Linked DNA regions of Homo sapiens: region 2 is linked to region 1. The links are chromatin contacts, found by Hi-C in ENCODE. All regions are on one chromosome and are shown on one strand. The core of a region is the stretch at or near the end of the contact, and the rest is flanking DNA. Distances in the headings are between cores, read along the strand shown.

Evidence for each region. A loop is a pair of places that touch in the nucleus more often than their neighbours do. Pooled maps may share reads with other maps.
Region 2: a map of ascending aorta shows a loop between it and region 1 (2.0-fold over the local background). The contact joins two enhancer-like sites. A Hi-C loop is called at or near these places in 2 of 168 maps with a recorded cell type or tissue (ascending aorta and naive thymus-derived CD4-positive, alpha-beta T cell) and 7 of 50 pooled maps.

Annotation. Positions count from the first base shown.
Region 1 is chr15:98,503,204-98,507,168 of GRCh38, forward strand. It overlaps the pseudogene FAM169BP. Among named protein-coding and RNA genes, the nearest start is that of LINC02351, 84 kb to the left of the region's middle. Within about 2 kb of position 2,493, at least 3 of the 41 ENCODE cell types and tissues checked have a DNase peak (open chromatin) inside an H3K27ac peak, as active enhancers do; they include ascending aorta, where a contact is called at or near this core.
Region 2 is chr15:98,547,175-98,551,007 of GRCh38, forward strand. No RefSeq gene overlaps it. Among named protein-coding and RNA genes, the nearest start is that of IGF1R, 99 kb to the right of the region's middle. Within about 2 kb of position 1,362, at least 28 of the 41 ENCODE cell types and tissues checked have a DNase peak (open chromatin) inside an H3K27ac peak, as active enhancers do; they include ascending aorta, where a contact is called at or near this core.

The sequences.
Region 1 (3,965 bases), core at 1,243-3,742:
CTGCAGCAGAAAGAAGGCGGTAGCAGCCAGGCACGGTGGCTCACGCCTGTAATGCCAGCACTTTGGGAGGCAGGGGCGGGTGGATCACCTGAGGTCAGGAGTTCAAGACCAGCCTGGCCAACATGGAGAAACCCCATCTCTACTAAAAATACAAAATTAGCCAGGCGTGGTGGCGCATGCCTGTAATCCCAGCTACTTGGGAAGGCTGAGACAGGAGAATCGCTTGAACCCAGGAGGCAGAGGTTGTGGTGAGCCGAGATCGCACCACTGCACTCCAGCCTGGGCAACAAGAGCAAAACTCCATCTCAAAAAAAAAAAAAAAGAAGAAGGTAGCAGTGAGGGCAGCCAGCCCTCAAGCTTCAGCAGAAGGTTGCAGGTGCCTTAACTAGGAGGAAGCAAAGAGGAGGAAGAGGAGGAAAGTGCGGGCTGCAGTTTCCAAATGCCTGATAGAGATGGCAAAGTGAGCCTGGCCAGCAGGCAGCTGGATACATAGCCGGGAGCTGAGAAGAGAGAGAGAAGAAGGATCCATGTCCCATGCCATCACAGACACCAAGGAGGGACCCATTCCACTCGCACACATATTATCTCCTCAAACTACCTGCAAATTGGTCATGTCTGACCCCTGGTCTGGAAGGGGCTTCAAGTGCCCCTTCCTGCCCCTTTTTGCTCCCCCATCCATTACTCTCCTGGAGTCTAAGTCGCCACTGCCCCGTTACAAATCCAAGAAATATGTAGTTCCATAAAAAAAGAACACAGTTAAACCAAAGTGACAGGCCATCTTCTCAAAAGCAAAACACACGTAGGAAAAAAAAATGCTGAAAAGTTCTGGCAGAGGACAGCACATAAACACATTCCAAGGCATTGCACGACTTTTGTGCAACATTGAACTGGCCAATAATATAAGGGGAGGGGAAAATACGCGAGTCGACACAGCAACTGTCACATCGCATTACTCAGGCTACCACTTCCATACAGATGTCTTCCTTAAAGACAAACACTTCCCCAGATGCCCCATGAACTTCAGCGCCTCTTTGCCACAGAGAAGGAAACATCTGGTTTGCAGTAGATTTGCATCAGCCTCCCTCTGTTTCTCAGGCCTTTCTTGCCTTAAGCAATTTTGTTTTCATGAGTCTAGATTTTAACCAGAGGAAGATGGAGCGAGGTGGGGTGCCTGGATCCAGAGGTACAGCTGAACTGCAAGGTTTTGGGGACAAAAAGAAACCCACGCTAAAGCTGTACATCTAGGAAAGGAGTCTTAAAATCACCAGCCGGACCAAGGCAGGCTTGGCACGTTTCTCGGGTTTGGGGGAAGCAAAAAGAGATGCAGACAGCTCCCCAAATGCGGTGGTAAAACCTTCAAGGTGCCTCCCAGAAGCAACCCACCCCCACCACACCAAGCCCAAGGCTCCGTCCTTGACACTCGAAATATTTTCCATGGAGCGTCCCTGTCTTCCAAATACCATTAGTCCCTTGGTAAGAAAGTGGGATGCTGTTTTCCCCTATATTTAAATCCAGCTCACAGTAAGTGCCATAAAGAGGGAAATCCCAAACTCTAGCCAACATGCACTTCCAAAACATTTCGCTGTCCTTGTGAGTAGCCAGCCCTTCAACTGGCACCTTTTAGGGCCCAACGAAAACAAATCTCTCTGTTCCTAGCACGGGGCTCCTTTAGGTTGTATGAGAAGTGGCTTGGGTCACTACTCAACCTGGGGGCCACCTAACACTGGCCAAACATCCGTGGCCACATGGGCACCTCAGCTGCCCAGAGACGCAGGTATTTAAATAAAGCCTGAGTTTCTGGCCAGAGCTCTTTTCCCTCAAACTGTCAAACCTACTTCAGCAGGGTTCTGCCAATGTGGAGGGTGGGATTTGACCTGCCTCGGACTGACGTTTCCCTTTGCATGATCCAGAAAGAAAGCACAGACTAAAATATAAAGACGCTATGTCCACATGCTCATGGCAGGCATATTTACAGGGTGCCTCCTAACCAGGTGGTCCCTGAAGCAGGCTCCGGGAAATCTCCACTCTGCATCCTTCGTGTTCATGAGTCTGCGGGGCCATCACACTTCAAAGCCAGAAAAATTGCAATCACCGCTCCACACGCCAAAACCCAGACTTCACTAGGTCAGCGAGCCTCTCCCCATCTCCCACCACCCCAGTTGTTTTTCATTCTTTTCACTAGATATACACAAACTGCCCTCATCCTGCTAGTCAGCACTGCACTGCACCCATCCATCCCACCAGAGGGCCCAGCCCCTCCCTTCAAGGCCCACCAGCAGAGACCAGGAGCTGCTCTAGCTGGGCCCCCTTCTAGGAGTCCCAAATTCACAATCCCCACCCGCTTCCAGCCCTCCATCCCTGACCCATCCCCAAAATCTGGGCAGCCTGCACAGCAGAGAGGAGCAGCTCAGACAGGACCTCCTGGCCCCAAAGAAGTTCCCTGAGGTTCCCTCCCAACCACCACCTGCCCCCGGCACAGCCCAGAGAGGGTCTGGCCACAGCCCCACCATGTCGCAATCTCCCGGCCCAGGACAGCCATGCGGAAGGCAGGCTACACCAAGGCTCTGGTTTCAGCTGAATGTTTGCCTTGGCCCCTGCTGTCCCTGTAGGCTATAACGGGCATGCTTTTCCAGGAAAAAATCATCATTTTTTGATTCTCTGCTTGTTTTTCTCCGGGTGCACATGCTGTGCAATCACCAAAAACTGTAAATCAATTAGCAGCCATTTGAAGGGTTAGTGCTATGCTTGGTCACAAAACGTCCTGGGAGTTGGCTGGAGGGATAGATGTTCTAATCAGGGAAGGCAACAACTGCAAACACTATTGCTTCAGCCTTCCTTCTCCCTCAGTGTCTTGATTTCTGTTTCTTAGCCCAGCTGCCTCCCCATCCCACATCTCCCCCATGGAGAGACCTAACTAATATTTACAAACACCCTCTGGGGATGCTGGCAACCCAACAGAGCCCAGAAGATCTAAGTGGCAGGACCCCTCCCTTCAGAGAGGTTATAATCTACCAAAGAAGGTCAACCACAGGCAATGACCAGGGCTAGGAATAGCAACAGGTGATAACTGCAAGGTGCTATGCCCCACAACGCAGACACGCCTACGGCACAGGTTCCCACCCAGGTGGAGGATCCAGGCCCAGACTCCTCCTCCCGCTGCCGAATCTTACTTCCCCCTGCTTTTGCTATTCCCCAGACCCTTCAGATGGGAGCTCAGGTTGACCTTGCCCTGTGCTTTTTCTCCTAGATAACCGAGCATGGCTGGTACCACCACCTAGCCACGCTGAAACCTTCCTCACCATTGCTTTCAATCCACTCCATGTGTCTCCAACCTGTGCCCCCTGCCAGGCAAGCCCCCAGCATCTCTGCCGAGGTTGCCAGCAGCCTCCCCAAGATTCACTGGCATGTCCTTCCTTCCAATCATGGGCAGGGCATTTTGCCAAGGACTGAAGATACAGAGCCAGGATCCCTGTCCCCACCCCATCCTCCATAACATCACCAGGCTTCTTTGGAAATCTCCGCTTCCTTTCAGCACTCCTTCTGCATGCCCCCCAGGCAGCCAAGGGCTGAGAGCAAGCAGGGAGGGCCTGTTGCTGCAGGTCCACAGCCCCTAGTGCTGGGGACAGAGCCAGCCTCTGTGAGAGCCAAGCGCGGGCACCACCACTGAGTCTGGACGCCAGGAGGCAGAGCCAGAGGTCCTGAGGAAATGGGCAGTGGGCGGTGGATAACTTATCTGGTTTCACACCCCCGTACCGGCTAGACTGCCACTTCCCTGCCAAGAACCAGGGAGGGCTCCCAACTGCTTCCAGCAATACCCAAGAGCCTCCTTACTCCAAAACCTTCTGCAGCACTGTGGCATCATATCTTTGTCATTTTACTCAATTATAATTTTTTTTTCCTTTTTCTAAAACATTTGATGACAAAAGTTTTCAAACATTTGTTACAGTGGACACCCACACACTCAC
Region 2 (3,833 bases), core at 112-2,611, 43 kb after region 1:
TTAAGCTGGAATTCTCTTTCGTTAGGTCTTGCTTAATTGAATCAAGCAAAGTCATTTTGGGATCGTCCCAAAAGAAACCCTTTTATCTCAAGGCAAATGTGTTTTAACAAGGCCCTAAGGTGAATAAAAGCTAGGTTTCCACTCACCGGAGCTCTCTGCTCCTCCTTTCAAAAGCCTACCACTCTACTTCATTTGTTTTTCTTTTAAGTGAGGAAATTGCTTATGGAGTTAACTGTTGCCAGTGAAAGCAACAAGTTGCCTCTCCCCTCCTCTACTCTTAAGAAACACCTTGTTTCCCTCCCTCTCTTCCTTCCTTCTTTTAAAATAAATAAGTTATGCATAGCTGGAGCGTGCATGCAATGCTCAGGCGTGGTCCTGGTATAGCCAATAGCGTCATATTCAGCCCTGTTTAATTCCCACTGTCTTGGGTCTAGAATTTAGGCTTTTGAGAAATCTTTATTGAATTAATGAAAACTCAAAGACCACGATTCTGCATTCCCCCAAATCCTGAAGTGCAGTAGGAGCCCATGCAGGGCTTGGGACGGGCTTTTTGCCTCAGCAGCCAGGACAGCCTCTGCATCCGTGACCACCTCCCCGCCCCCCTCGCATTCCCCCCCATCCCCTGGTGATATCCTTCTAGCGCAGGCTCGTGCTCTGGAGGCGGGGTGGGGCCGGGATTCTGCAGCTGTAACCAACTCCCCCGCTGGGGGCATGGGGCTGGTCCCTGGGGCGCACAGAGAAGTTGTGACAGATAATTGACGTGATCGGGAGGGGCGTCCAGGCAGACCTCATGTGACTTCTAAAACCAACCCACAAATCTGAAGCGTGGCTTGCGTGGTCAGCCGCCTGCCTGGCACCCGGTGAACAGTTTCTCCCGGACTCTCTGCATCTAGCCCCAAAGAATCTAAGATTCTTTGTCTAGAAAAGTGCCCTGGTCTTCCCTGGCACCCTTCGCGGTGGGTTTCCTTGACTCCGCATAAACTCCCGTTCCAGCCCAAATCAGAGGCGGTCGCAGCAGCCGTTCCTCGTCTCCATCAGCATCCGCGTTGCCATTTCCCCGTCCTGAGCTGTTGCTCATATCAAATGTCACTCGGGGATGACTAAGAGCCGATGTTGATGAGGAGCCTTCAGCGTTACGGTAAAGGAGCTCGTGCAAACTTAGACCCCAGTCATCTGACGGTCACGTGGGCGGGCGTCGCGGCCCAGGCCCCCGCCTCCTCCGTCCTCCGCGATTCGGACATGACACGGTCCTCCGCGAAGGGCAGGCGTTACATAAACCCGGCGAGCTCACACCGTGCGGCGGGGAGCAGCGCGAACGCTCGACCCGGACACCTCCCTTCCAGGTCCCGTTCCGTAGGCGGGGCCGCTCCCGAGGCACAAGGAGGCCTGCGCGGCGCCCGAGGTGTCCGGATCCCAAAACAGGACCCCAGGAGTTTCTCACACTCAGGACTGGCCCCTAGTTGTCAATCCAGAAAAGGCATCCTCCGTCCTAGATCCAGCCTGTATTTCACGGAAAGCGTTTCCTCCCCCATCCCCAAAGCCGGCAGGGGTGGGGCGGAGAGGGGAGGCCCGGGGAGACTGACTCTATTATATAAACTTGTAATTGGCTCCGGTTCCTGCGGCTCGGGCGGCACTGCAGGACGTTTCCAACCAGATGGGTTGTGAGGCCCCGCGGCTTCCTCCTCTTCTTCCCTCCCCCTCCGCGCCCGTCCCCTGGCCAGCCAAGCCCCACCCTTCTGCCTTCCCAAGGCTACCAGAATTTCCCTGTCTTTCCAGTCCTCCCCTGCACAGGAGATGGCACCCAGAAAAGAAATGCATGATGATTTGAAAATGGTATTCCATTGTTAAACGAATGTATTCCCAGTCTGCTAGTCCTGGCTCCAGCTGACTCTTAGAATCAATCACCTCAGTAACTCAAATGTTCCAAGCTGGGAATCAGTCATCTCAGACCGGCATTCTCAAATGAGCTGGGCGTAGGGGGGTTGTCAAAACTCAGAGCGCTGAGCCCGACGCCCAGAATTATGTTCGATCGCTCTAGATTGGGCCCCAGAAATGTGTATTTCTTTCTTTCTTTTTAGAGGCAGGGTCTCCTTCTGTCGCCCAGGCTGGAGTCCAGTGGTGGAGTCATGGCTCACTGCAGCCTCCACCTCCTGGGCTCAAGCCATCCTCCTGCCTCGGCCTCCCTCATTATAGACATGAGCCACCACACCCAGCGAGGAAGGTGCATTTCTACAAGTTATCAAGTGATGCTGATGCTGTGGAATAGTATACACAGGAGCAGGGTGGTGGTTTATATAATTCTCCTTCCATTAAAAAGGTTTGCAAAACAAATTAATAGTGTGAACAGAATGTCAGGAAGACCAGCCTCCTCTCAGGGATTCTCTGGCAGTTTAGAAGTGAGAGGTGACAGCGTGCTGGCAGCCCTCACAGCCCTTGCTCGCTCTCGGCGCCTCCTCGGCCTTGGTGCCCACTCTGGCCACGCTTGAGGAGCCCTTCAGCCCGCCGCTGCACTGTGGGAGCCCCTTTCTGGGCTGGCCAAGGTCAGAGCCGGCTCCCTCAGCTTGCGGGGAGGTTTGGAGGGGGAGGCGCAGGCGGGAACCGGGGCTGCGGGAGGTGCTTGCGGGCCAGCGCGAGTTCTGGGTGGGCGTGGGCTTGGCGGGCCCGCACTCAGAGCGGCCAGCCGGCCCCACCGGCCCCAGGCAGTGAGGGGCTTAGCACATGGGCCAGCAGCTGCTGTGCTCGACTTCTCACCGGGCCTTAGCTGCCTCCCTGCAGGGCAGGGCTCGGGACCTGCAGCCCGCCATGCCTGAGACTCCACCCCGCCTGCCATGGGCTCCTGCATGGCGCGAGCCTCCCCGAAGAGTGCCACCCCCTGCTCCACAGCGCCCAGGCCCATCGACCACCCAACGGCTGAGGAGTACGGGCACACTGCACAGGACTGGCAGGCAGCTCCACCTGCGGCCTCCGTGCAGGATCCACTGGGTAAAGCCAGCTGGGCTCCTGAGTCTGGTGGGGATGGAGAACCTTTATGTCTAGCTAAGGGATTGTAAATACACCAATCAGCACTCTGTATCTAGCTCAAGGTTTGTAAACACACCAATCAGCACCCTGTGTCTAGCTCAGGGTTTGTGAATGCACCAATCAACACTGTATCTAGCTACTCTGGTGGGGACTTGGAGAACCTTTGTGTCCACACTCTGTATCTAGGTAATCTACTGGGGAGGTGGAGAACTTTTGTGTCTAGCTCGGGGATTGTAAATGCACCAATCAGCACCCTGTCAAAATGGACCAATCAGCTCTCTGTCAAAATGGACCAATCAGCTCTCTGTAAAATGGACCAATCGGCTCTCTGTAAAATGGACCAATCAGCAGCATGTGGGTGGGGCAGATAAGAGAAGAAACGCAGGCTGCGCGAGGTAGTAGTGGTAATCAGTGGGGTATGTTTCTAGGGTGTGCAAGGCTTTGGTCTTTCGCTCTTTGCAGTAAGTGTTGTTGCTGCTTTCTGTTTGGGTTCATGCTGCTTTTATGAGATGTAACACCGTGAAGGTGTGCAGCTTCATTCCTGAAGCCAGTGAGACCACAAACCCATCGGGAGAAACGAGCAACTCCAGACATGCCGCCTAAAGAGCTGTAACACTCACCGCGAAGGTCTGCAGCTTCCCTCCTGATGTAACAAGATCACGAACCCACCAGAAGGAAGAAACTCCGAACACATCCGAATATCAGAGGGGACAAACTCTGAACACGCCGCCTTTAAGAACTGTAACAACGGGAGGGTCCGTGGCTTCATTGTTGAAGTCAGACCAAGAACCCACCAATTCCGGACACAGAAG